Regions from separate parts of the Homo sapiens genome. Here regions 1 and 2 are each linked to region 3. The links are chromatin loops, found by intact Hi-C in ENCODE. Cell type or tissue: CD4-positive, alpha-beta T cell. All regions are shown on one strand.

The links. Hi-C counts contacts between places; a loop is a spot of excess contacts. Peaks named below come from ENCODE experiments on the same cell type or tissue, not always from the same donor. Only the 100,000 strongest peaks of a DNase experiment are listed, where the experiment ranks them.
Region 1: a loop joins it to region 3, with 8 times the contacts of the local background. A loop is called at or near these places in 10 of 110 quality-filtered maps.
Region 2: a loop joins it to region 3, with 2.5 times the contacts of the local background. A loop is called at or near these places in 4 of 110 quality-filtered maps.

The regions. Positions count from the first base shown.
Region 1 is chr1:6,472,188-6,480,187 of GRCh38, reverse strand. It overlaps PLEKHG5 (pleckstrin homology and RhoGEF domain containing G5), which reads left to right. Exons shown (of 21, transcript NM_020631.6): 2 at 2,530-2,659; 3 at 4,152-4,257; 4 at 4,666-4,726; 5 at 5,050-5,141; 6 at 5,601-5,737; 7 at 6,024-6,175; 8 at 6,734-6,937; 9 at 7,014-7,202; 10 at 7,566-7,661. The coding sequence starts at 2,617. Among named protein-coding and RNA genes, the nearest start is that of TNFRSF25, 10 kb to the right of the region's middle. RefSeq lists enhancers at 2,226-3,425, 4,782-5,302, 5,303-5,824. In CD4-positive, alpha-beta T cell, CTCF peaks have their summits at 4,292 and 4,495 (motif pointing right); DNase peaks (open chromatin) are centred at 4,527 and 7,611.
Region 2 is chr1:6,642,088-6,650,087 of GRCh38, reverse strand. DNAJC11 (DnaJ heat shock protein family (Hsp40) member C11) reads left to right here. Exons shown (of 16, transcript NM_018198.4): 8 at 4,110-4,299; 9 at 4,962-5,047; 10 at 5,414-5,530. Among named protein-coding and RNA genes, the nearest start is that of THAP3, 21 kb to the right of the region's middle. RefSeq lists an enhancer at 3,476-3,975. In CD4-positive, alpha-beta T cell, a CTCF peak has its summit at 3,401 (motif pointing right); a DNase peak (open chromatin) is centred at 3,417.
Region 3 is chr1:6,419,611-6,427,610 of GRCh38, reverse strand. HES2 (hes family bHLH transcription factor 2) reads left to right here and starts at 7,692. Exons shown (of 4, transcript NM_019089.5): 1 at 7,692-7,835; 2 at 7,909-8,000. The coding sequence starts at 7,791. ESPN (espin) reads right to left here and starts at 2,835. Exons shown (of 13, transcript NM_031475.3): 1 at 2,362-2,835. The coding sequence starts at 2,655. RefSeq lists silencers at 2,656-2,705, 2,736-2,895 and enhancers at 2,892-3,505, 3,506-4,120. In CD4-positive, alpha-beta T cell, CTCF peaks have their summits at 3,788 and 3,988 (motif pointing left); DNase peaks (open chromatin) are centred at 2,690, 3,980, 6,770, 7,920 and 1 weaker place; H3K4me3 peaks cover 1,693 bases; H3K27me3 peaks cover 4,835 bases.

The DNA of each region.
Region 1 (8,000 bases), 53 kb before region 3:
TCCTGACCTCAACTGATTGAGTGAGATTACTGGGGAACAAGACATCTCAAAGTGCCATGCCACAGATTACTTATTAATTATAGGGGAAAAAGGGACTCTACAAGGTACAGAGGTCCCCAGAGGATCCAGCATTACAGGCAAATAGCAAGAACACACAGCTCTGTGGTGTCCCCGCCTGAACGCTCAGTTTGAAACTTTCTGAGGACCACCAGGGAGATCCACATTGAGGAGCTCTGTGCGAGGCTGCTGGCTCGAAGACTTCCAAAATGTCAAGGTCAGCCAGGCACAGTGGCTCATGCCTATAATCCCAGCTCTTTGGGAGGTCAAGGCGGGCAGATTGCTTGAGCCCAGGAGTTCAAGACTAGCCTGGGCAACATAGTGAGATCTGTCACTACTAAAAATAAAAAAGTTAGTTGGGCGTAGTGGCATGCACCTAGTATTCCCAGCTACTAAGGAGGCTAAGGCAGGAGGATTACTTGAGTCCGGGAGGTTGAGGTTGCAGTGAGCTGATCATGCCATACTACTCCAGCCTGGGCTACAGAGCGAGACCCTGTCTTGAAGAAAAAAAAAAAGTCAATGTAATAAAAGACCACAAAAAACAAGGCTGGGCACGGTGGCTCACGCGTGTAATCCCAGCACTTTGGGAGGCCGAGGTGGGCGGATCACGAGGTCAGGAGATCGAGACCATCCTGGCTAACACGGTGAAACCCCATCTCTACCAAAAATACAAAAAATTAGCCGGGCGTGGTGGCGGGCGCCTGTAGTCCCAGCTACTCAGGAGGCTGAGGCAGGAGAATGGTGTGAACCGAGGAGGCGGAGCTTGCAGTGAGTCGAGATCGCGCCACTGCACTCCAGCCTGGGCGACAGAGCGAGACTCCGTCTCAAAAAAAAAAAAAAAAAAAAAAGGATAAACAGACATAACCAAATGCCACGTGTGAAACTTGATTAGTTCCTATATGAGGAAGTATATCTGTAAGAACGTTATTTAGACACTTGGGAAAATGTCAATATAGACTATATATCAAGGTTCAGTTTCCCAAGTGCGACAATTCTATGGGGTTTTGTAGGAAAACTGTCTTTGTTCTTAGGCAGCAGCATGATTTCTGCCCCAGGGGAGGGGGGTGCCGAGAAGAGAATGGGAGAGAAGCAGATGTGGTAGATATCAACTTGGGGAGTCCAGAGGGCATGTGGATGTCATGTGCTATTCTTATAATTTTTGGTAGGTTTGAAATATTTTAAAACAAGTCTGGGCGCGGTGGCTCACGCCTGTAATCCCAGCACTTTGGGAGGCCGAGGCAGGCGGATCACCTGAGACCAGGAGTTCAATACCAACCTGGCCAACATGGTGAAACTCCGTCTCTACTAAAAATACAAAAATTAGTCGGGCGTGGTGGATTGTGCCTGTAATCTCAGCTACTTGGGAGGCTGAGGCAGGAGAATCACTTGAACCCGGGAGGCGGAGGATGCAGTGAGCTGAGATCGTGCCATTGCACTCCAGCCTGGGCAACAGAGCGAGACCCCTTCTCAGAAAAATTTAAAAAAATAAAAAGAAAAGAAATATTTTAAAACAAAACTTGGGAAAAATAAAGAGAGTGGGAGGAGAGAACTAGGAAGTCGTGAATACTGATACCTGTTTACAGAGTTTAGCTGTGAAGGGAAAGAAAGAAAGTCAGCCGTAGCTGGAGGGTGAGGTGAGGCCTCTGTAAAATGGAGAAATAAGGCTGGGCGTGGCAGCTCATGCCTGTAATGCCAGCATTTTGGGAGACCAAGGTGGGCGGATCACTTGAGGCCAGGAGTTTGAGACCAGCCTGGGCAACATGGTGAAACCCCGTCTCTACAAAAAATACAAACACTCGCCTATGGTGGTGTGTGCTTCTAGTCCAAGCTACTCGGGAGGCTGAGGCTCGAGGATCACGTGAGTCTGGGAGGTCAAGGCTGCAGTGAGCCATGATTGTGCCACTGCACTCCCTGTCTCAAAGAAAGAAAGAAAAAAAAAGATGGAGAAGCCGGGCGCGGTGGCTCACGCCTGTAATCCCAGCACTTTGGGAGGCCCAGGCGGGCTGTTCACGAGGTCAGGAATTCGAGACCAGTCTGGCCAACACAGTGAAACCCTGTCTCTACTAAAAATACAAAAAAAAAATTAGCTGGGCATGGTGGTGTGCGCCTGTAATCCCAGCTACTGGGGAGGCTGAGGCAGGAGAATTGCGTGAAACCAGGAGGCGGAGGTTGCAGTGAGCCGAGATCAAGCCATTGCACTCCAGTCTGGGTGACAGAATGAGACTCTGTCTCAGAAAAAGAAAAAAAAGAAAAAGATGGAGAAATAACCACGTGTTGGTGTGGCAGTGGGGGAAATGATCCAGCAGAGGGGAAACTTGATGATGTGGGAGAGGGGGGACTGCTGGGGGGCGTCTCCTCACCCTGGATCGAGAGATGGAGGGCAGTTCATTCTAAGTCCCTGCAGCGCTGGGCCGGGGTCGAGGGATGTGGTGGATCTCGTGGACCTCCTGAAGGCTTCTGTCCCCACCCCAGGTATGTCACCACGCCGACTGCCAGCAGCTGCACCGCCGGGGGCCCCTCAACCTCTGCGAGGCCTGTGACAGCAAGTTCCACAGCACCATGCATTATGATGGGCATGTCCGCTTCGACCTTCCCCCACAAGGTGAGCACAGGCGGGAGCCGCAGCTCGGCCCCCAGAGCTCCTGTGTCAGTGTTTCAGTAACTGTCGGAAACGTGCTAGGGCGTCATAAGGACAAGTCGACTGTAAATAATGAAACCCGAGTATGTTACGGTTCCTTTTGTTCCAAATGTTTTTTAGCAAGAGAGAAAGTCCATGAGCGTGCCCCTTCCAGAGGCAGGCCTTTCTCTATCTGGTGCTGTGCTCTCACTGGTTCTCACCTCCCCCAGCTGCTTTTGCCCCTGGCCTGTGGCCCACACAGAGAAGGCCCCTTTCTTTCTAGTTCTGCCTATCCTCAGGGCAGGGGACTTCTGGACAAGTCCTGCAAGCCAGGCTGTGGGCCTAGCAGAGGCAGTGTGGAGTGGGGGTGGCCAGGTCAGGAGGCACTTGGAGCAGGAAATAAGAAATTCCTCTTGCTGAGCAGGGACCCAGCTCAGGCCCACCATCAACTGCCTATGGAGGAGTGGCTCGCAGGCACCCAGGCCTGGTGAGAAATGCCAACCCCCGAGTCCTTTCCCAGCTGATCAGAGGAACAAAAGGATTCTTCTGGTTGGGCACGGTGGCTCATGTCTGGAATACAAAAAATACAAAAATTAGCCAGGTGTGGTGGCACACACTTGTGGTCCCAGCTGCTCGGAGGCTGAGGTGGAAGGATCGCTTGAACCCCGACAATGGAGGCTCCAGTGAGCCCTGATCGTGCCACTGCACTCCAGCCTGAGCGACAGAGCAAGACCCTGTCTTAAAAAACAATAAACAAACAAAAGACTCTCTCCCACTGCCAGGGCCCCTTGGGAATTCAGGTGTGGTCACAGCATGGGGGAGGGGAGGCCTGGAAGAAAGAGCCATGGACTTTGGTCCCTTCCTGTAATAACCTCAGAGGCAAGGCTTCCTTATCCTTATTTTATAGAAGGGTAAACTGAGGCCACAGGTGAGTTTGTTTTTGGGGTGGAGCTTCACCATGGGTGTCATCCCAGGGCCTTTGTGTCCTTTTGGGTCTGTGGGGATAGACAGCAATGACTAAGGCCAGGCAAGGTGGCTCACACCTGTAATCCCAGCCCTTTGGGAGGCTGAGGTGGGTGGATCACTTCAGGTCAGGAGTTTGAGAACAGCCTGGCCAACATGTTGAAACCCTGTCATTACTAAAAATACAAAAAAATGAGCCGGGTGTGGTGGCACACGCCTGCAATCCCAGCTACTCAAGAGGCTGAAGCATGAGAATTGCTTGAACCCAGGAGGTGGAGGTTGCAGTGAGCCGAGATCATGCCACTGCACTCCAGCCTGGGTGACAGAGTGAGACCCTATCTCAAAACAAAAACAAAAAACAATGACTGAGCCCCTCTCCTCACAGAACTGAAGGGCCCTTGCTACCTTTAATCTGGGGGTTCCAGGGTAACAGGCTGTGGTCCCTCTGGAGGCAGCCATGCTGCAGGCTAAGGAGGGGCGGGGGAGGCACAACCCTCTCCTGCTTTCTCCCAAGGCTCTGTGCTGGCCCGGAACGTGTCCACCCGGTCATGCCCGCCGCGCACCAGCCCCGCAGTGGACTTGGAGGAGGAGGAGGAGGAGAGCTCTGTGGATGGCAAAGGGTAGGTGAGGGATGAGTGGGCAGAGAGATACCTGGAGGGCCCCACGGCTGGGTCTCAGATCAGACATTCAGGACCAGATGCTCTGGCGCCTTCCTCAAGTAAGGCTGATGGGCAGACCTCTTCCCACGCCTGTGGCTGTCCTGACTCCGGGAAGAGGCCACCCAGCCTGGGCCAGCCTCCAGGGTGCTTGGGATCCTAGCCCACACCAGACCAGGTACCGTTCGATGTGACTCCCGTGTTGGCCACCAGAGGGCGCACAGCCCTATGCGGGCCTGGCCGGGTTGAATCCACGCGGGTTACCTGTCACCTGGGGTGAGCCAAGGGCGGGGAGGCCACAGGCCCACTCGCCGCCCACGCTGGCGAGGGCCACCCACACCTCCAGCCTCTGCCCTCCTCGCTTCCCTGCAGGGACCGGAAGAGCACAGGCCTGAAACTCTCCAAGAAGAAAGCAAGGAGGAGACACACGGATGTGAGGAGCCCCCCAGAGCCGGCAGATGCGGGTTCCCTACAGCCTGCGCCCTTCCCCGAGCCTGGGCCTTCCTCCGGGATGGGGGTGGGGAGGTCTGCATCCCAGGGTGCAGAGGTCTGGGAGATCGCTGGGGTTCCCTTTCTTGCTGGGGTTCCCATCCGAGACCGGAGGGTGGGGAGGGTGGGGAGGAGGGTTGGGAAGGAGGGTGGGAAGGAGGGTGGGGAGGAGGGTTGGGAAGGAGGGTGGGAAGGAGGGTGGGGAGGAGGGCGGGAATGAGGGCGGTGAGGAGAAGCTCACAGCCCCCACCCCCACCATCCTCCCAGGACCCAAGCAAGGAATGCTTCACTCTGAAATTTGACCTGAATGTGGACATTGAGACAGAGATCGTCCCAGCCATGAAGAAGAAGTCACTGGGGTAGGGCTTGATGGGGCTCAGGGTGGAAGTGGGACTGGGAGTAGGGGTGGCCCCATGTTGCAGGCTCCGGGTCTCTGCAGGTGTGACGTGTGTGTCTGTGTGGTGGCCCGTGAGCGAGCGCATCCCTGCGTGGGCAGACCCGTGCTGGTGTGCACGCCAGTGTGAGGGAGTGCGGTGGGGTCTGTGTACTTGTGCATTTTAATCATGTATGCAGGAGCCAGGCCTGCGTGTGGGCAGGCGTGTGACAGGTCTGCCGTGGTATGCAGATGCGCCTGTGTGAGCACCTCTGCGGGCAGGTGTCTGTGGACCTGCGTGTGATCCCATGCGGGCTTCCCTTTTCCGTTGGGAAGGTGGGGGCAGCTGGGGCTGTGGGTGGGGCGGGGGCTCGTGGGGGCGGGGCCCAAGCTGAAGCGACTGGCCGCCTGGTTCTAACACACATGCCTCCTGTCCTGGGGGCAGGGAGGTGCTGCTGCCTGTATTTGAAAGGAAGGGCATTGCGCTGGGCAAAGTGGACATCTACCTGGACCAGTCCAACACACCCCTGTCCCTCACCTTCGAGGCCTACAGGTTCGGGGGACACTACCTTCGTGTCAAAGGTGAGAAGCAGCCTGGGCCAAATGGGGCCGCTGGGACTGGCGGAGCCTCCTGGAGATGGGCGCCCTTCCCAGGCTCAGGTTCCCATTGGTCGTGGGCCTGAGCAGCCTCATTACCATACAGGTGTCTCTGCTGGATGCTGCTGGGGGAGGGGAGGGTGCTGGCAGGGCGGGGCTGTCGGGGGAGGGCAGGCAGGCCTTGGTGTGGATCCTCCGGGGAGAGAGGACCGGGGACCCCCTCCTCCACCAGACCAGGGTACTGAGGATCTCTCGTGGCCCCCACATGCAGCCCCAGCCAAGCCTGGAGATGAGGGCAAGGTGGAGCAGGGCATGAAGGACTCCAAGTCCCTGAGTTTGCCGATTCTGCGGCCAGCTGGGACCGGGCCCCCCGCCCTGGAGCGTGTGGACGCCCAGAGCCGCCGGGAGAGCCTGGACATCTTGGTGAGGAGGAGGGGGTGTGTCAGGGGAGGGGGTGGGAAGGGGCCCAGGCTGGGCCCACAGCCCCTCCTCAGAGGCAGTCACCCTGGGTCTCTCACTGCCCCATCTTGGGGTTTTAATTGTCCCTTCTGGAAAATGGGGTTGGCTGGGAGAGTAGGGGACCCTCTCTCTCTGGATCTAGCCATAGCCCAAGGTGAGGGCTTGTATCTGAGACTCTTCTAGTGCCAGGGGTCAGGGAACCTGTGTGTGCATGTGTGTGTGAGAGCACTTGTACCTGGGGCTACAGACCACCCAGAGCTGTGTTCCAGAGTGCATCTGAGTGTGTAACTCTGTGCTTCATGCTTGAAGCTGGGGGACTGGGGGATGATAGTCTGGGCGTATCTGTGTCTGGACCTTCCAGTCTCCAGATATGTCTGGGTCCCAGGAGAGGGGACACCCCAGGGTAGAGATGCAGAGACCCTCCTCCATCCCAGGCTGGCCTGAGGCCCTGGAAACCCGCCCTGGGGTGGGGCCATGGGGGCTGGCAGGGGGTCCCGGCCCTGACCACCCTTCCCTGACCAGGCCCCTGGCCGCCGCCGCAAGAACATGTCGGAGTTCCTGGGGGAGGCGAGCATCCCCGGGCAGGAGCCCCCCACGCCCTCCAGCTGCTCTCTGCCCAGCGGCAGCAGTGGCAGCACCAACACTGGCGACAGCTGGAAGAACCGGGCGGCCAGTCGCTTCAGCGGCTTTTTCAGCTCCGGCCCCAGCACCAGCGCCTTTGGCCGGGTATGTGGCCCCATCTGCCCAGGGTCAGGCAGCTGGCTGGCCATGACCCCTGACCCTGACCAGGGTATCTTTCCAGGAGGTAGACAAGATGGAGCAGCTGGAGGGCAAGCTGCACACCTACAGCCTCTTCGGGCTGCCCAGGCTGCCCCGGGGGCTGCGCTTCGACCATGACTCCTGGGAGGAGGAGTACGATGAAGACGAGGATGAGGACAATGCCTGCCTGAGGCTGGAGGACAGCTGGCGGGAGCTCATTGATGGGCATGAGGTGAGTGCGGGCCACAGTGCTGCTCCCTCCTTGTCCCGAAAGGAGGACAGCCCTCGGGAGGACCCAGTGATCAGATGTTCCATGGGACGCCCCAAAGAGGCCACTGTTACCATTAGCCCACTTTGGAGACACTGAGGCTAGATGAAAATGGTGTGCTGCTTGGCTGTTTTAATGGCAGAGGAGGGCCCAGATCTTGGGTGTCTTAACTGTGATTACTCATGTGGTGTCAAGGGTGACCCTGCTCCTCTTGGGACCTCCATGTCCCCATTGGGAAAATGAGAGTTGCATGCAGGTTGCTTATCCTCCCCGGCCACCCTAAGGTGCTCCAGGCCTCGTGAATGACCCATCCTGCCCTCCCTCTAGAAGCTGACCCGGCGGCAGTGCCACCAGCAGGAGGCGGTGTGGGAGCTGCTGCACACGGAGGCCTCCTACATCAGGAAACTGCGGGTGATCATCAACGTGAGTAGGGGCTGCGCTGGTCCCCGTGGCCACCCTGCCCCCCTCTTTCTGACAGCCCTCAGCTGAGTCTGAGCCTTTGCAGAAGGAGCAGGTGCCTGGCAATGAGGTGGGGGCAGGAAAGTCAGACAAGGGCTGCGCCCAGGGAGGAGGTGCCTCCTAGAGGAACCTGGGAGGGGGCTTCGGGCAGGTTTGTCAGGTTCAGCTGAATTAGCACAGGTGAGGCCTCATTCTTTCACTTTCGTTCAGTGGCTGTTTCCCAACACTTGCTGTGTGCTGGGTGCCCAGCAGGCCACGCCCTGGACGGGACAGAGTGAGCTGGCAGTGTAGGGATTTCGGCTC
Region 2 (8,000 bases), 220 kb before region 3:
GTCTCTTAACTCCTGACCTCAGGTGATCCTCCCACCTTGGCCTCCCAAAGTGCTGGCATTACAGGTGTGAGCCACTGTGCCCAGGCACAGTGGCATGAATAACTTTCTTATCAAACATGTATTGTAGGCTGTACAAACATGTACAAACATGTACAGGAGTTCGAGACCAGCCTGGCCAACATGGCGAAACCCCCTCTACTAAAAATATAAAAATTAACCAGGCATGGTGGCGCTTGCCTGTAGTCCCAGCTACTTGGGAGGCTGAGGTGGGAGGATCTCTTGAACCCAGGAGGCGGAGGTTGCAATGATCCAAGATCACACCACTGTACTCCAGCCTAAGCAGCAGAGCAAGACTGTCTCAAAAAAAAAAAAAAAGTTAGTTATTACACTTCCAATGAGACATGTATCTGTGTGCCTGCCACGCTCTGCAGGGGTTGACCTAATCCCTGCCCACTAGTCTGGTCGTTTGTCTGTGGGGCATGGGGCAGAGAACACAGGCAGGCTTGCAGGTCAGCCTGTTGTAGGGAGAGCAGGAGAAGTTGGGAGAGAGCCTGCGAAACAGGAGGACGTGGCCTGTGGGGCAGGCGGAGGCCGCTTAGGCACCAAAGCAGTGCTTCCTGGCTGAGCACGGTGGCTCATGCCTCTAATCCCAGCACTTTAGGAGGCCGAGGCGGGTGGATCACGAGATCAGGAGATCGAGACCATCCTGGCTAACACGGTGAAACTCTGTCTCTACTAAAAATGCAAAGAATTAGCCGGGAGCGGTGGCGGGCGCCTTTAGTCCCAGCTACTCGGGAGGCTGAGGCAGGAGAATGGCGTGAACCCAGGAGGCGGAGCTTGCAGTGAGCCGAGATCGCGCCACTGCACTCCAGCCTGGGCGACTCTGTCTCAAAAAAAAAAAAGCAGTGCTTCCAGACACAAGAAGAGGAAAAGGAGCCGATGTGACTCACACCTGCAATCCCAGGGCTTTGGGAGGCCAAGGTGGGAGGATTGCTTGAACCCGGGAGGTTGAGGCTGCAATGAGCTGAGATTGCACCACTGTACCCCAGCCTAGGCGACAGAGCAAGACTGCCACCGAGAAAAATTTTTTTTAAAAGATGGAAGGAATGTGGGACATGCTGCCATGGGGCATCACCTGGGTGCTGCTCACAACACAGCTCCACAGTCCCCTGCTCTACGTAATTGGATTCACCTACTGGGTCTGCAAAGGGGACCGGGATTCATACTTAGAAGAGAACAGCAGGGAAACAGCATCTGTATACACATCAGTGTTGTCCTGACCCTGTCTACTTAGATTGGTCACCCCAGATGCTGGTTAAAAGCCGCCTCGGGGGCAGGGTGTGGTGGCTCATGCTTGTAATCCCAGCACTTTAGGAGGCCAGGTGAGACGATCACTTGAGCTCAGGAGTTTGAGACCAGCCTAGGCAACATGGCAAAACCTTGACTCTACAAAAAATATAAAAATTAACCAGGTGTGGTAGCACACACCTGTAATCCCAGCTACTTGGGATGCTGAGGTGGGAGGATCGCTTGAGGCCAGGAGGTCGAGGCTGCAGTGAGCCATGATGACACCACTGCACTTCAGCCTAGGTGACAGAGCAAGACCCTCTCTCAAAAGAAAAAAGAAATGCTGGTCAGGTGCGGTGGCTCATGCCTGTAATCCCAACACTTTGGGAGGCCAAGGCAGGCGGGTCGCCTGAGGTCAGGAGTTCAAGACAAGCCTGGCCAACATGGTGAAACCCTGTCTCTACTAAAAATACAAAAATTAGCCAGGCGTGGTGGTGGGCACCTGTAATTCCAGCTACTTGGGAGGCTGAGGCAGGAGAATTGCCTGAACCCGGGAGGCAGAGGTTGCAGTGAGCCAAGATCGTGCCACTGCACTCCAGCCTGGGCGACAGAGCCGAGACTCTGTCTCAAAAAAAAGAAAAAAAGCTGCTTTGGGTCTTATGAGGGAGGGGACTGGGAATCTAGGTGTTTCAAGCGCCCCAGGTGATTCTTAAGGTCACACAAGCTTGGGAGACACTTCATTAAGCAAAATCTTTTGGCCGTTTTGTTCTGGTTGAGCCTCAGTGTCTATTCATTGAGTGGTCACCAAGAGTTTGGGGTGGACTGATCATCAGCATTTACAGGTTTGGAAATTGAATTTAGTTTTACTACTCAGAGCTTATTAGACTTGAGCAGATTTAAACGGAAGGACAACTGATTTATAAACAAGGGGGTGATGTGTGACCAAGGATGCCAGCTTCTTTTTTTTGTTTGTTTTGTTTTGTGTTTGAGACGGAGTCTTGCTCTGTCACCAGGCTGGAGTGCAGTGGCGCAGTCTTGGCTCACTGCAACCTCCACCTCCCAGGTTCAAGCTATTCTGCCTCAGCCTCCCAAGTAACTGGAACTACAGGCACATGCCACCACGCCTAGCTAATTTTTGTATTTTTACTAGAGACGGGGTTTCACCATGTTGGCCAGGATGGTCTCAATCACTTGACCTTGTGATCCACCCACCTCGGCTTCCCAAAGTGCTGGGATTACAGGCGTGAGCCACCGCGCCCGGCCTACTAGCCCAGTTTCTTAATATATAGTGGCCAGGTTAGTTATGGATGTCTGCTAACCACGGTCCTCTAATCCTTGGATCAAGTTGCAGATGTTCCTTGATTTACGATGGAGTTACGGCCGAATAAGCCATCTTAAATCAAAAATATCGACCTGTTGGCTGGGCACAGTGGCTCGTGCCTATAATCCCAGCACTTTGGGAGGCTGAGGCAGGTGGATCACCTGGGGGCAGGAATTCGAGACCAGTCTGGCCAACATGGTGAAACCCCATCTCTACTAAAAATACAAAATATTAACCGGACATGGTGGTGGGCGCCTGTAGTCCCAGCTACCCAGGAAGCTGAGGCAGGAGAATCACTTGAATCCAGGAGGCGGAGGTTGCAGTGAGCTGAGAAGATCACGCTACTGCACTCCAGCCTGGACGAGCGAAACTCCGTCAAAAAAAAAAAAAAAAAAAAAAGACCTGTCCAGGCTCAAGTGCTCCTTCCTCCTCAGTCGCTGAGACTACAGGGCGTGCCGCTACACCTGGCTAATTTTGTGTCTTTTTTGTAGAGATGGGGGTTTTGTCATGTTGTCCAGGCTGTCCTTGAACTCCTGGGGTGAAGCAATTTGCCTCCTCAGCCTCCCAAAGTGCTGGGGTTACAGGTGTGAGCCAATGAGCCTGCCTACTGTTATTTTAATGGCATAAACATCACCTCCAGAGCTTAGAAAGGAGAGAAAGAAACTTAGGCAATTGATGTGGAGCTCTTTATTAAAGAAACCAGCTGTTAGTTTACCCTTCAGCACCTTGAATGAAGTGTGAATTTCTGTTAGTAAAATGAAATACCTCTTTTCAACCAGAAGATGGGGCTGGACTCCCTTGGAAAGAAACTGCAGAGGCTCTTTTCGGGAACCGGTTTCCTGTGCTCGCTTTGCCTGTAGTTTCTGTCACTAGTACCCAGCTGTGGTCACTAGTACATCAGAAATCACACAGCAGCTCCAAAAATATACTGATGCCTCCACCCAGAAATTCTGGTTCCATAGGTCTGGGGTGTCCTCTAGGTAAGTGATTCTCAAACTCTACTGCACATTGGAATCATTGGGACACTTAGCACTCCAAGCCCACACTGAAGGAATCAGCATGCCGGCGAAGAAGCCACCAGCCGTGATTTGTGGATGAGCCAGGTGATTCCAGCGTGCAGTATGAGCACCACTGTCTTGGACTGCTTAATATGAGACCCTCCGTTGGTGATTCTGACTTGCACTCCTCGGCCCCCATCCATTCTAACTTGAGTGGGGTTGCATCTGCTGGCATAGGAATGCAGACAGTCAGGTGCCTATTTGGTTGTAGCTAAAGTTAGGGCGGCTGAGGGGAGTCGGGAGGTTACTAGGAAGATTCTGGCTAGGACCCTCCCCCTCTGTGTGGATAGAGGCCTGACCTCCTGCTTTTTTTTTTACTGGGAGCTGGCCCAGGGATGCATAGACGTGACAGTAAGTGAGGTCTTAGCCAGGCAGAGAGGAAGTAACAGAACAGCTGAGAGCAGGTGCTATCCAGGACCTATTCTGTCTCTGTGTCTCTCCAGCTTTGTGACAACAAACTGTGCTCTGCAGTTTTCATCCCGTGGAATCCGACCCGGCCTGACCACTGTCCTAGCTCGGAACCTAGACAAGAACACCGTGGGCTACCTGCAGTGGCGATGGGGTATCCAGTCAGCCATGAACACTAGCATCGTCCGAGACACTAAAACCAGCCACTTCACTGTGGCCCTGCAGGTGAGCCGAGCAGCCATCATCTCCTGCAGACAGAGCTCTGGGAGGACCCCTCCTCCCAAGCACTCAGTGCTCCCCTTAAATCCTGCGTCCTGATCACCACTAAGTCTAAGCCCATACAGGGCCCTGAGGGGCAGGCTCTCGGTGCTCACACTCGAGTGACCTGGTGGAACCTTCGAGTATGAAATGCAGTTGCCTTCAGGCGCCTGGGGCAGCTTTGTTGGATCATCTTAAAGCAGAACAACATCTTAATGTCTGGTGGGAGCCACCCACGGAATTGGGGGCGGGCAGATGAAGCCCCATAGCAGAATCATGCCCTCGGACGCCCCTGTGGCCACACCAGGGCTGGTACATGAGAAGCCCCACACGGGCCACTGCTCCTTGGCTCTCACCAGCCGCTGCCACCTAGGAGCATAGGCTCAGTGTCACCAGAGTTTTTTATTTCTTGTGAGAAGCTAGAAAACTGGGTTTTCAGTGAAGTCTCCCACTTTTTAATTACTGGCTGCTAATAAATCATGGTGCACTCACTGCGGCTGCCAGACCGTGACCCCTGCCTTAAAGGCCTGTGTGCAGCAGATGCCCAGAGCTAGTGGGAGGGCAGATACCCATCTCCCCACAGAGTCACACGCCCTAGCCACGCATCCTTGCACCCTCTGTCTCCCCAGCTGGGAATCCCTCACTCCTTTGCACTGATCAGCTATCAGCACAAATTCCAAGATGACGATCAGACTCGTGTGAAAGGATCCCTCAAGTAAGTCCTGGCCTGGCTAAAATGGAAGCACACTGGTACTGCATGCGGGTCTTCACAGTGGAACCAGTTGGTGTAAGACACCTTGCTCGTGTGAATATCTACGTGTGTGTGACATTTTTGGAGAGCTTCCTATTTTGAGGCTGTGGGGGATTTAACACTACAGTCCCAGCCCTTGAGGAGCTTAGAGAGTGTTGTGGAAGAACTAGACCATGGGTGTCCCAACTTTCTTCTGTCATGAATCTGCTCCCTGGGGGTCGAGGAGGCTGGAGGGAGGGAAGGGAAGGTACCTGGCCTCTTCTCAAATGACAGCTGCCCCTGAAGTGATGAATGAGGGGCACAGGCACAGACCGCGTTCTCTCCCTGCAGAGCAGGCTTCTTTGGGACGGTGGTGGAGTACGGAGCTGAGAGGAAGATCTCCAGGCACAGCGTTTTGGGTGCAGCTGTCAGCGTTGGAGTTCCACAGGGTGTTTCTCTCAAAGTCAAGTAAGTTGAACTTAGGCCTTTCGGGTCAAGGAATGCCTGTCACCTTCACTCAACCAGGCTTTACCCAAGTTAAGGCTGAAATAGCCTTTGCATTGTAATTTTGTTCTTAAAGACACAGTTGCTTGGCTAGGTGCAGTGGCTTATGCCTGTAATCCCAGCACTTTAGGAGGCCAAGGCGGCCGGATCGCCTGAGGTCAGGAGTTTGAGACCAGCCTGGCCAACGTGGTGAAACCCCATCTCTACTGAAAATACAAAAATTAGCCAGACGTGGTGGCACACGCCTATAATCCCAGCTATTTGGGAGGCCGAGGCAGGAGAATTGCTTGAACCCGAAGGCGGAGGTTGCAGTGAGCTGAGATGGAGATCGTGCCACTGCACTCCAGCCTGGAGGACAGTGAGACTCCGTCTCAAAAAATATAAAAAAAAAAATTCAGCCAGGTGCCGTGGATCACGAGGTCAGGAGATCGAGACCATCCTGGCTAACATGGTGAAACCCCATCTCTACTAAAAATACAAAAAATTAGCCAGGGGTGGTGGCGGGTGCCTGTAGTCCCAGGTACTCGGGAGGCTGAGGCAGGAGAATCGCTTGAACCCAGGAGGCGGAGCTTGCAGTGAGCCAGGATCGCTCCATTGCACTCCAGCCCGGGTGACAGAGTGAGACTCCATCTCAAAAAAAAAATACAGTTGCTTGTGTCTTTGCTGAGTAAGCAAATGTCAAGCAGTGCATAGTTCCAACACCGAGTGAGTGAGGTGTACGTCTGAGCTCCAGCAGCCTCGCCTGATGTCACAGGATGCATCCTAGCAGCCCAGTCCTCCTGGAGTCACTGGCCTGGCAGCTATCCCCCGGGCACAGCATCTCCAGTAGCAGCTGCCATATCGGTTCATCCCTCTCACCAGGGGTTTCCATTGGCACACATACCCTTGCTCCACCTGAGTCTAGTCACTGTCCTCTCCTTAGTTCCTCAAAAGAGTTGTCTGGTTTTGGCCGGGCACTGTGGCTCACACCTGTAATCCCAGCACTTTGGGAGGCCAAGGCGGGCAGATCACGAGGTCAGGAGATTGAGACCATCCTGGCTAACACGGTGAAACCCCGTCTCTACTAAAAATACAAAAAATTAACCGGGCGTGGTGGCGGGCGCCTGTAGTCTCTGCTACTTGGGAGGCTGAGGCAGGAGAATGGTGTGAACCCGGGAGGCAGAGCTTGCAGTGAGTCGAGATGGCGCCACTGCACTCCAGCCTGGGCATCAGAGCGAGACTCCACTCAAAAAAAAAAAAAAAAATGTCTGTTTTCGCTTGCATCCGTCTTCTTTCTTTCTAAACGTGCTCCAGTCAGGCCTCTCCAGCAAAACCAGCCCTCTCCAGAATCAGCCTTTCTCACCTCATCAGTGGGGCACCCTCCCTCCTGTGGCAGATCAGAGGGTGATTCTTCTTCATCTCATTTGGTCTCTGCACCTGCTGTCGCGGTGGCCGTTCCCTCCTGCCCTTACAGCCTCTCTGCCCTGAGTTTCCAGGATACCACGCCCTGCTCTGGCTTTCCGTACCAGATGGCTGCTGTCTCCCAAACCCCTAAATGGAGGCACCACTGCAGGGCACAGCCCTTCTCTCTCGACTCACTCCCAAGCAGTCATGTCCAGCCTCATGGCTCTCATGCCCTGAGGACTCACGTTGCAAGTGCCAGCTTGGACCACCCCCTCAATCTCCAGCTCATATATTTGTCCAGCTTTCTCTTCCTAATCTCTACTTGGATACCTAACAGCATCTCAGATGTCACGTATCCAAACAGAACTCGATCCCTCCCTGTGCCCCCAGAAACGAAGAACCTTCAGAACCTGCTCTGCCCGAAGTCTTTCCCATCTCTCTCTCTTTTTTTATTTTATTTTTATAGAGACAGGGTCTCACTTGGTTGCCCAGGTTGGTTTTGAACTCCTGGCTTCAAGTAGTTCTCCCGCTTCGGCCTCCTAAAGTGTTAGGATTACAGGTGTGAGCCACAGCGCCCAGCCTCCTTTCCTATCTCAGTAAATGAGAGCTCTGGCCTTCTACTTGCTCTGTCCAAAAACCTTGGAGTCAGCCTCGATCTCTTTCTCTCCCACACTCCAAATCATACATATCTCAAAATCATCTCCTGAACATGTACTCCAAAATTGTATCCCCAGTCTCGCCATTTCTCAACCTCACTGCGGCCAGCATCTTTGTCTTAGTTACACAGCACCCTCCCCACGGAACCTGTCTCCCTCCTTGTGTGTCTGCTTTCCGTAGGAGAGTCCTTTTTAAAATTGAAGGCAGTTCACGTCTGTCTTCTGCCTAAAACCTCAGAGGTTCCCTCAATTCCAGTCGGAGGCCAAAGCCCTTCAGAGACTTTGGAGCCTACAATGCCCTCCGTGATGTAGTACTCCTCTCTACCCCAACCCCAGCCATCCTGACCCCCTGGAGCTATTCCTGGCACACACCAGGCCCCCTCCTGCTTATGAGG
Region 3 (8,000 bases):
CAGCCTGTGTTCTCGCCCCTGTGGAGGTGGAAGTTGCTGGGTACTGGTGGGCGGGTCCGGGGCAGTCAGCCAGGGGTGCTAGGTGCAGGCTAGTGGTGGCCTCTGGGAGGGCTTGGACAAAACTCCCCCCGGGGACCTCAGAGCAGGTGGGGCCAGAGGTCTGGGCCCAGAACTGCTGAATGTGTCATCAGTGCACACCCCATTGTGTGTGTCTGCTGAGAAAGGGGCTGGAGGGGAGTGCTTACAGGACCTGTGCTGGGAGGAGAATTCCCGGGAACATCTAGACACAGAGGCTGCCGCACTTGGCAGAGTGGGTACTGGTTCGGGAACAGAACCACCTCCCAGCACCAAGCACATAGGATGACAGAGGGGTGGGCAGGGTTCTGGGTGCAGGATGCAGTGGACACACTTCACTAGGATCAGGGAGTAAAGCCTCTCTGCCCCGCCTTGCCCAGAGAGAGGGCACTGTGGTTACAGACTGGCAGAGGCGGCAGGAGCTGGCAAGAGACCCCAGGCCTCAGGAAGTCAAATCACGGTGGGAAGAGAACCTCTGAGGCTCCCGTGAGAAATGCAAGGAAAAGAGGGCACGGAGGGAGCTGGGGGCGCCGGGGCCACTAGTAGGGTCTTCAGGCAGCCTGCGGGGTGGGGGCAATTGTCTGGCTGTCCTGCTAAGGAGGCAGGGAGGAAGATGGGGCAGAGAATGTGATGGCCCATAGGAAGCTGAGGACAACACCGAGGCCCCTCCTGTGTGCTAGAAAGCTGGGAGTGGGGGGGCCAGAGACTGGTTCAGTCTGTCCCCTCCGAGCCCAAAGGTCGGGGCTGGCTAGCGGGCACCCAGGCAGAACCATGGTGAAATGTGACCTAAGCCCCAGCTCCTGAGAAAGGCGCTCCCTTCCTATTGGCCTTGGGGACTGTGGGTCTGAAGCTCCAGGGGTCCCACTGGCTCTGGGCCTCTAAGTGGTGGAAACTGTAAGGAGAGGGCCACAGGCCTGTGGGCTCTGGCCTGTGCCTGTCCAGGCTGTCCAGGTGTCCAGGCCCCAGGAGCCTCGTGCGTGGTGGACCACACCCTAAAGCAGCTTATCTCTCTGGGCTGGGCAAGCCCAAGGATCCAGGTCATCCCCCCCACACTTTCTCCCCCCACACCCAAGCCTGCCCAGCCCAGAGGGCAGGAGACGATAAGCTGGGCCCAAGGCCACCTGCTTCTCCCAGCTCCTCTGCACTGGCCAGAGAGGCTTCTGGCCAGGGCTGGACACTGGATCTGGGAGGCATGCCACCGCCCAAAAGAGTGGGCATGGGCCACTTGGCCAGGAAGCCCTGGTAACAGGGCCCACTGAGAGATAGCAGGTGGGCCATCTCCCAGGAAGGGTGGGAAGAGGGGCTTGCTATCTGAAGGCAGAAGGTGGGGTTGGCCTGGCCATCTTTGGGGCATAGTAAGCCAGTTTAGAGTTACCCTGACTCCTCCCCTTCCATCTCCAGGTCACCCAGTGGTCTAAGTGGAAATCGGTTGTGGTTCCTCCCTCCCATGGCTGCCCCCACACCCAGAATTTCATCCAAATCCCTAACCTCGGCCTATGATACTCTCTGGCCTGGCCCTGGCAGCTTTTCCCTTCCTCACCCACTCTGAACATGATGCCTGAGGCTGGCCCTCCGACAGGACAAGAGCGTGCATGCCTCAGGGCTCTGCACTTCTTGTTCCCTGTGCCTGGAACTGTCCCACCGCTGCCTGGCTACCTGCTTCTCAGCAGCCAGGACTCCCCTTGGAGGTCACTGCTCAGAGTGACCAGGTGGGGTCTGGAGGCAGCAAGAATCAGCCTGGGTTGGAGAAGCAGCTGACAGCTTGACAGCACTGATGTCCTGGGGTCAGCCTGGGTTATGGGGAGACCCCCATTTACCACGGCTCATCACCCTTCCCCCACACCCTGGCTGGGACACCTGAATCTCAGCCTCGGGTGGGCTGTGGGACTTTGCCCAGCCTCCTTTCAGATCCGGTCCTGGAGGACACGGGCGTCTGACTCTGCTGCCCAGGCCTCACGTCCCACCCACTTCCAGGACTACAGGATCAGTGCTTTGCTTCTCCCGGTACACACTAGTAACCACAAGCCCCACGGAGGCCCCTCCCTTCTGGCTCCCATCACCCAGGTGCGCTTCCAGGGAGCACCCAGGCTCGCCAGGGCATCTGCCCCAGTACTGGCAAGCCAGGGAGCCCATTCACTTGAGGGCCTCTGGAAGGAGCTCCGTGCAGGGTTCAGCTGGGCCAGGAGGTGCCAAACCCCACCCATCCTTGAGCCCCGGGGGACTCTGGGCCAGGACTCTGTCCTGAGGAGGAAGCCTCAGTGCCCCTGGCGAACCGCGCGGACCCACCTGCACTCTGCAGCCGCCCTGCGACAGCAGCCACTGCAGGCAGGCGAGGTGGCCGGTGGCGGAGGCGTCGTGGGCCGGTGTGGCGCCGTTGCGGGCGCGGGCCGCGGCGGGGAGGGCGGCTTCCTCCACCAGGAAGCGCAGACAGTGCAGCTTCCCAGCGCGGGCCGCGTGGTGCACGGGCAGCGCGTCCAGCGGGTCGCGCAGCGAGGGCCCCAGGAGGCCTGCGGCGTGCAGCGACCTCAGCACGTCCAGCTCGCCCTGCCGCGCCGCCTGCAGCGCCTGCTCCAGGGCCATGGTGCCGCGTGCGGCGCCGCGACTCCGCACTCAGCGCCTTCCCCAGGACGCCATGCACGTGTTCTTGCGGGCCAGAGGAGCCCGCGGTGCGGCCGTCGGGGATCTGCGGGCCGGGAGGCGGAGCGGCTGTGGGCCTGGCCTCCGCTCCGCGCTGCCTGGCGCTCCGCTCCGCCGCGCTCTGGGGCCGGAGCCCGCGGACGCCGGCTTAAGACTCGGGCCCGCCCCCACCCCGCCCCGCCCCGCCCCGCAGCCTCCGCCCGAGTTCCCCGCCCGCCCCCGCCGCGACGCGGGGACACTCGTGCGACTGGGGCAAGGTGCCCAGGGGCTTCTCTCCTAATTTGCCTCACGTAACAGTTGAGACCCCAGAGGGCAGCAAAACTGGGTTCGAATTGGAGAGCCGTCCAGGCACAGACAAATTCATTCATCTGCCCAGTGCCCGCTAACTGCGGTTCCAGGCGCCGGCGACGCAATTCCAGAGGTGATGGGGAGTGATTGTCGGGACCGCGTGGGCGGACAGGGAAAGGTCTCTGAGGAGGTGCCGTGGGGCTGGGTTTGAGCGGCGAGAAGGGTATTCCAGGCGGGGTGAGGAGCACGAGGACAACGGCCCTGAGGCAGGAGCAGCCCTGCCACGTCCCTGAAGGGCTCTGGGTCGAAATCCCCGGAGATTGCAAAGAGCCCTGCCTTCCAGGGTCCCTCCAGATCCGAGAACTGCCCCCAGAGGTTCCAGCGGGGAGGGCAGGAAGGCAGGACGGGAACCACTAGTGCGCTGGGAACGCCATGGCCTCAGGCCGCCCGCAGCCGCTGTCGGTGTGGAGGGGCTTCCAGCCACACAGAAGGCAGGGATGGGTGGGAGGTTAGGGCTTGTGGGGAGACGCGGGAGCGCCGGCATCCAGAGAGAGGGGGCTGAGACCCCTGCAGGGGCTCAGGAAAGTGCCAGAGGGCGCGGGCAGGAGAGCGAATGTGTGCCAAGCCACCCTGCAGGCTCCACTGAACACCAGCCGTGGGAGCGGCTAGTGCCCAAAGGACGCGAGGAAAAGCTGACAGAAGGTGGGAGCTACATGGCTGTGGGAGTGCAGGCGGCCTATCAGCGATCTTGAAGCACCCTGTGCCCTTCCTGTCCCAACACCCACCCCCTCTGGAGTCCCGTGGGGGCTTGGCCCCACCCCGGGCTGAAGGTTTCACTCCGCCCCAGCCCCAGCCTGGCACAGTCAGCACTGGAAATGCTGTAGAATGAAGGAAGCCCCTTCCAGGAACAGTGGGAGTCATAGTGCTAAACTCATAGTGCTAAACTCGGCAGCTGCCTCCGGTCCTTTCCCTGGGCCTGCCACCTAGTGGCGACCTGCGTGATGGCCTCCCGCGCTCCCAGGTGCCCAGGTAACTGGAGCTGCTGGGCTGTGCCTAGCCAGGTGGGTTTCCAACGACTTCCACCAGGCCAGATCGCCCTCACTCTCTCCATGGGACCTGTGGCCGCTGGAATCTGGGACGCTTGCCCAGTGGTTTGCAGACAAAAGGAAGGAGGAGTCATTTCCTCGCAGCCTCGCTGCTGGAGCTGGTGGCCAAAGCAACAGGCTCACTGCGGCTGGCGCTGCCCTCCTCTGGGTGCCCAGAGGCAGGTGTGCCGTGAGGCCAGCAAGTGGCAGGGGTACTGTTGGGAGGAGGTGCTAAAATGGCTTGTCTTGGGCACCCCTCCCCTGGGCCTCCTCCATTCCAAAAGGCCCTGCAATTTGTGTTCTCCACTCCTAAGGTGGCCACCTTGGTCATGGACGAGCTCATCTAGCACATGGTTTTGTGATTTTGTGGGCCAGGGCTAGGTGATGCTTTATTGCTATTCCAGTGGGCTGAGCAGATGCCCCTGAGCCCCTGCCACTGTTGTTAATGACATCTCCATTAGTGCCACATGTGAGCACCCACCCCTGCTGACCAACCTCTCAGACTCCTTTCGGGACATGACTCAAACTCAGGCTGTGAGCCAGGCCCTTCCTGCCAGGCTTCTGTCCTCTCCGGGCTCTCCCATGTCCACCGGGCCAATTGGGTCCTCCCCAGCAGCCCTAGGGAGCTCACGGCAGCAGTAGCACTTTTATGAAATCTGTACCACCCACCAAGTGCTCACCATGCTTCACATGGATATTTAATCCAGAGGTGCTATGAGAGAGGTACAACTATTGTTCCCAGTTCACAGTCGGGGATAATGAGGCATGGAGAGATAGGGAGGGTTTTTTTTCTTTTTTTCTTTTTTTTTTTTTTGAGACAAGTCTTGCTCTGTCGCCCAGGCTGGAGTGCAGTGGCACAATCTCAGCTCACTGCAAGCTCCGCCTCCCAGGCTCACGCCATTTTTCTGCCTCAGCCTCCCGAGTAGCTGGGACTACAGGTGCCTGCCACCACGCCCAGCTAATTTTTTGTATTTTTAGTAGAGACGGGGTTTCATTGTGTTAGCCAGGATGGTCTCGATCTCCTGACCTCGTGATCTGCCCACCTTGGCCTCCCGAAGTGCTAGGATTACAGGCGTGAGCCACTGTGCCCGGCCTGTTTGTTTGTTTTTTGAGATGGAGTTTCACTCTTGTCACCCAGGCTGGATTGCAATGGCATAATCTAGGCTCACTGCAACTTCTGCCTCCCAGGTTCAAGTGATTCTCTTGCCTCAGCCTCCCAAGTAGCTGAGATTACAGGTGTCTGCCCGCCACCATGCCTAGCTAATTTTTTTATTTTTTGTATTTTTAGTAGAGATGGGGTTTCATCATGTTGGCCAGGCTGGTCTCGAATTCCTGACCTCAAGTAATCTGCCCACCTTGGTCTCTCAAAGTGCTGAGATTACAGGCATGAGCCACCACGCCCAGCCTTGTTTTGTTTTTTTAAAGCATTTTGCCTGAGATGACACAGATGGGAAGTGGCAAAGCTTTCACTCCCTGGCTGAGCCTTCTGGGCTCTTCTTTCCTCTCCACCCAAGGTTCCTTCTGCCCACAGCACCCCTAGAGTCTCCCACCCTCCAGCTATCAGCTTAGGGATTCTCTCCCCAGGAGGGCTTCTCTCACCCCTCTGCTGGGCTCACCCCAGCCCACCCCAGGTTTCTCCTCAACCCAAGGGCCAGGGCACTTCCCAAGAATAGGGACCAGGGGTGGAGTGTATCCTTACTGTATCCTAGGTGGTCCCAGTTCCCCTAAAGCCTGCACCCGACATTTGCCCACCTAGCTGTCTTTAACGTTCCTCTGATTCCAGACCACTCCTTCCAAGTAACCAGCAAAACCTGAAAATCCTTGAGTTGAAGAGAACTGTGGGTTACTTGGTTAAAGTCCTTTACCCAATGGGAGAGTAGAGGAAGAAATATTTTTAACTGGGGGTAACTGGCAATGGAAATGGTGTTTGCTCCCCTGCCATTCAGTCTTCAAATGGTGGTCCGCAAACCTGGAGGGGGATGTTCTAAGGGGAGCCTCCTCCTTCAGCCTTTTTCTCCCAGGAGCTAGGGTCAGTCCCTCCCCAAGATGCAGATGCTGCAGGCGGACTTGTGGGTGCAGACCTGAGTCAGCCAAGCTAAGTCGCTTGGCCTGGGGATGAGAGGGAAAAGATCCACAGAGTTTTTTGAGCTCTTAAAGAACAATTAATTGTCTTAGGGGAGGCCTATGGAGTCAAACTGGCCTCAACCACGGAGAACAAGGTCTCAGGTTCCTCCAAGCCCTGCTGGGCCAAATCTGTTGAAGGATTTATTCTTACTTGTTAGGTCTTTTATGAGGGTTAATGCAGGTTAGCGAGCCTTAAAGCGTTAAGCCCTGAGCTTGGCACACAGTAAGTGTCCATGAAAGGTGGCCTACATTCCTTCCCATGCCACAGATAGGTATGGGTGGCCTGGGCTCCCCTGGCCCAGGCTTCTCCGGGCCCCTCAGTGTGTTCGCTGGCCTTCTTCCACCCTGCGGCGAGAACCCTGAAGGAGGGAGACGTGGGGCTAGCGGCAGGGGTGGAGCTCGGAAGTGGGGTTCGGGGGACAGGGGGTTCATCCAACACCCTGGACAGAGCCCTCCTTGGCCCCGCCCCATAGGGGAACTCCTCCTGGCTGGCTCTGTGGATCCCTCCAGTCATCTCTCTGCCCGGCAGTTCGCAGTGTGGTTCGCGGGCGTGGCCGTTGCCCCGCCAGCCGGTCGGGGGAGGGGAGCCCGGAGCAGATGGGCGGGGGACGCCAGCCAGTTTGCCGCAGCAACGGCCACGCGGCGCGAAGGCGGTCCTGGGCGGGCCACTGGGGCCCGCACCCAAAACTGTCCTGCCCGCGCGTCACATGAGCCCTGACTGTCTTGCGGGCGAGAACCCGGACCCCTAGCCGGTGGGAATGAAAACGAGCTCCGAGGGCTCCAGGGCTGCCTCTGCTTCTCTAGGATTCCGTTTCCCCACCCAAAGCCTGGAGTGGGGTAACCAAAAGACTCTTAACTAGGCAAGCCGCCGAAGGGTTCTACGGGCTCCTTAGAGCCGGGCGTCCAGCGACTGGGGCCCTTGTCCAGGCTCGGCCTGTTCCCAGCGTCGAGGACTGGAGCAAGTCACGACCTTTCTCCGGAACTCGGATTTCCCGTCCAGCTCAGCCCTTCACCCGATAAAGCAGCTGGGGGTGCAAGTCCCTCCCGCTGCTGTCCCTCATGGGAGCTCCCGTAACCGCTGGGTCCCCTGCTGCGGCCCAGGGCGGGGCTCAGAGAAGACGCTGAACCCGAGCCTGGGGAATGAATGAAGGGCAGCATTGGAGAGGAGGGACCGTAGCTCCAGTCAGGCAAGGCCTGGCCCCACCTGGCCCTCCTGCCCTCGGGGTCACGCAGCGAAGGCCCCCGATGGCGCCTTTACCACTCTCCCGCAGGTGCTCGGGGAAAACTGGGGGCCGCCACCCCGCGGTAGACAGGACGCAAAGGCGGGGAGCGGGATCCCCGGGGGCGTCGCGGTCTCCCCTCCCGGCTCCACCCTGCGCAGGAACAAAGGCAGGAGGTGGGACCAGCGGGCGGCCGGACTCCGCGGGGCGGGGCGGGGCGGGCGAGCCGCTCCCTTAAAGCTCGGCCGCGGGCGGGGCGCGCACTCGTCTGGCACCAGCCCGGGCCGCGCCCGGGACCTCATTTCGGACCTCGGTTTCCCTTTGCGTGGGGCTCGCAGCTGCCACCGCTTCCCCGCGGAGCATGGGGCTGCCTCGCCGGGCAGGGGACGCGGCGGAGCTGCGCAAGGTGGGTACCGGGGACTGGGGGCGGGGCTGGGGACTCCGGGGACCCGTCTAACCACCGCGCCGCCCGTCCGCAGAGCCTGAAGCCGCTGCTGGAGAAGCGCCGGCGCGCGCGCATCAACCAGAGCCTGAGCCAGCTTAAGGGGCTCATCCTGCCGCTGCTGGGCCG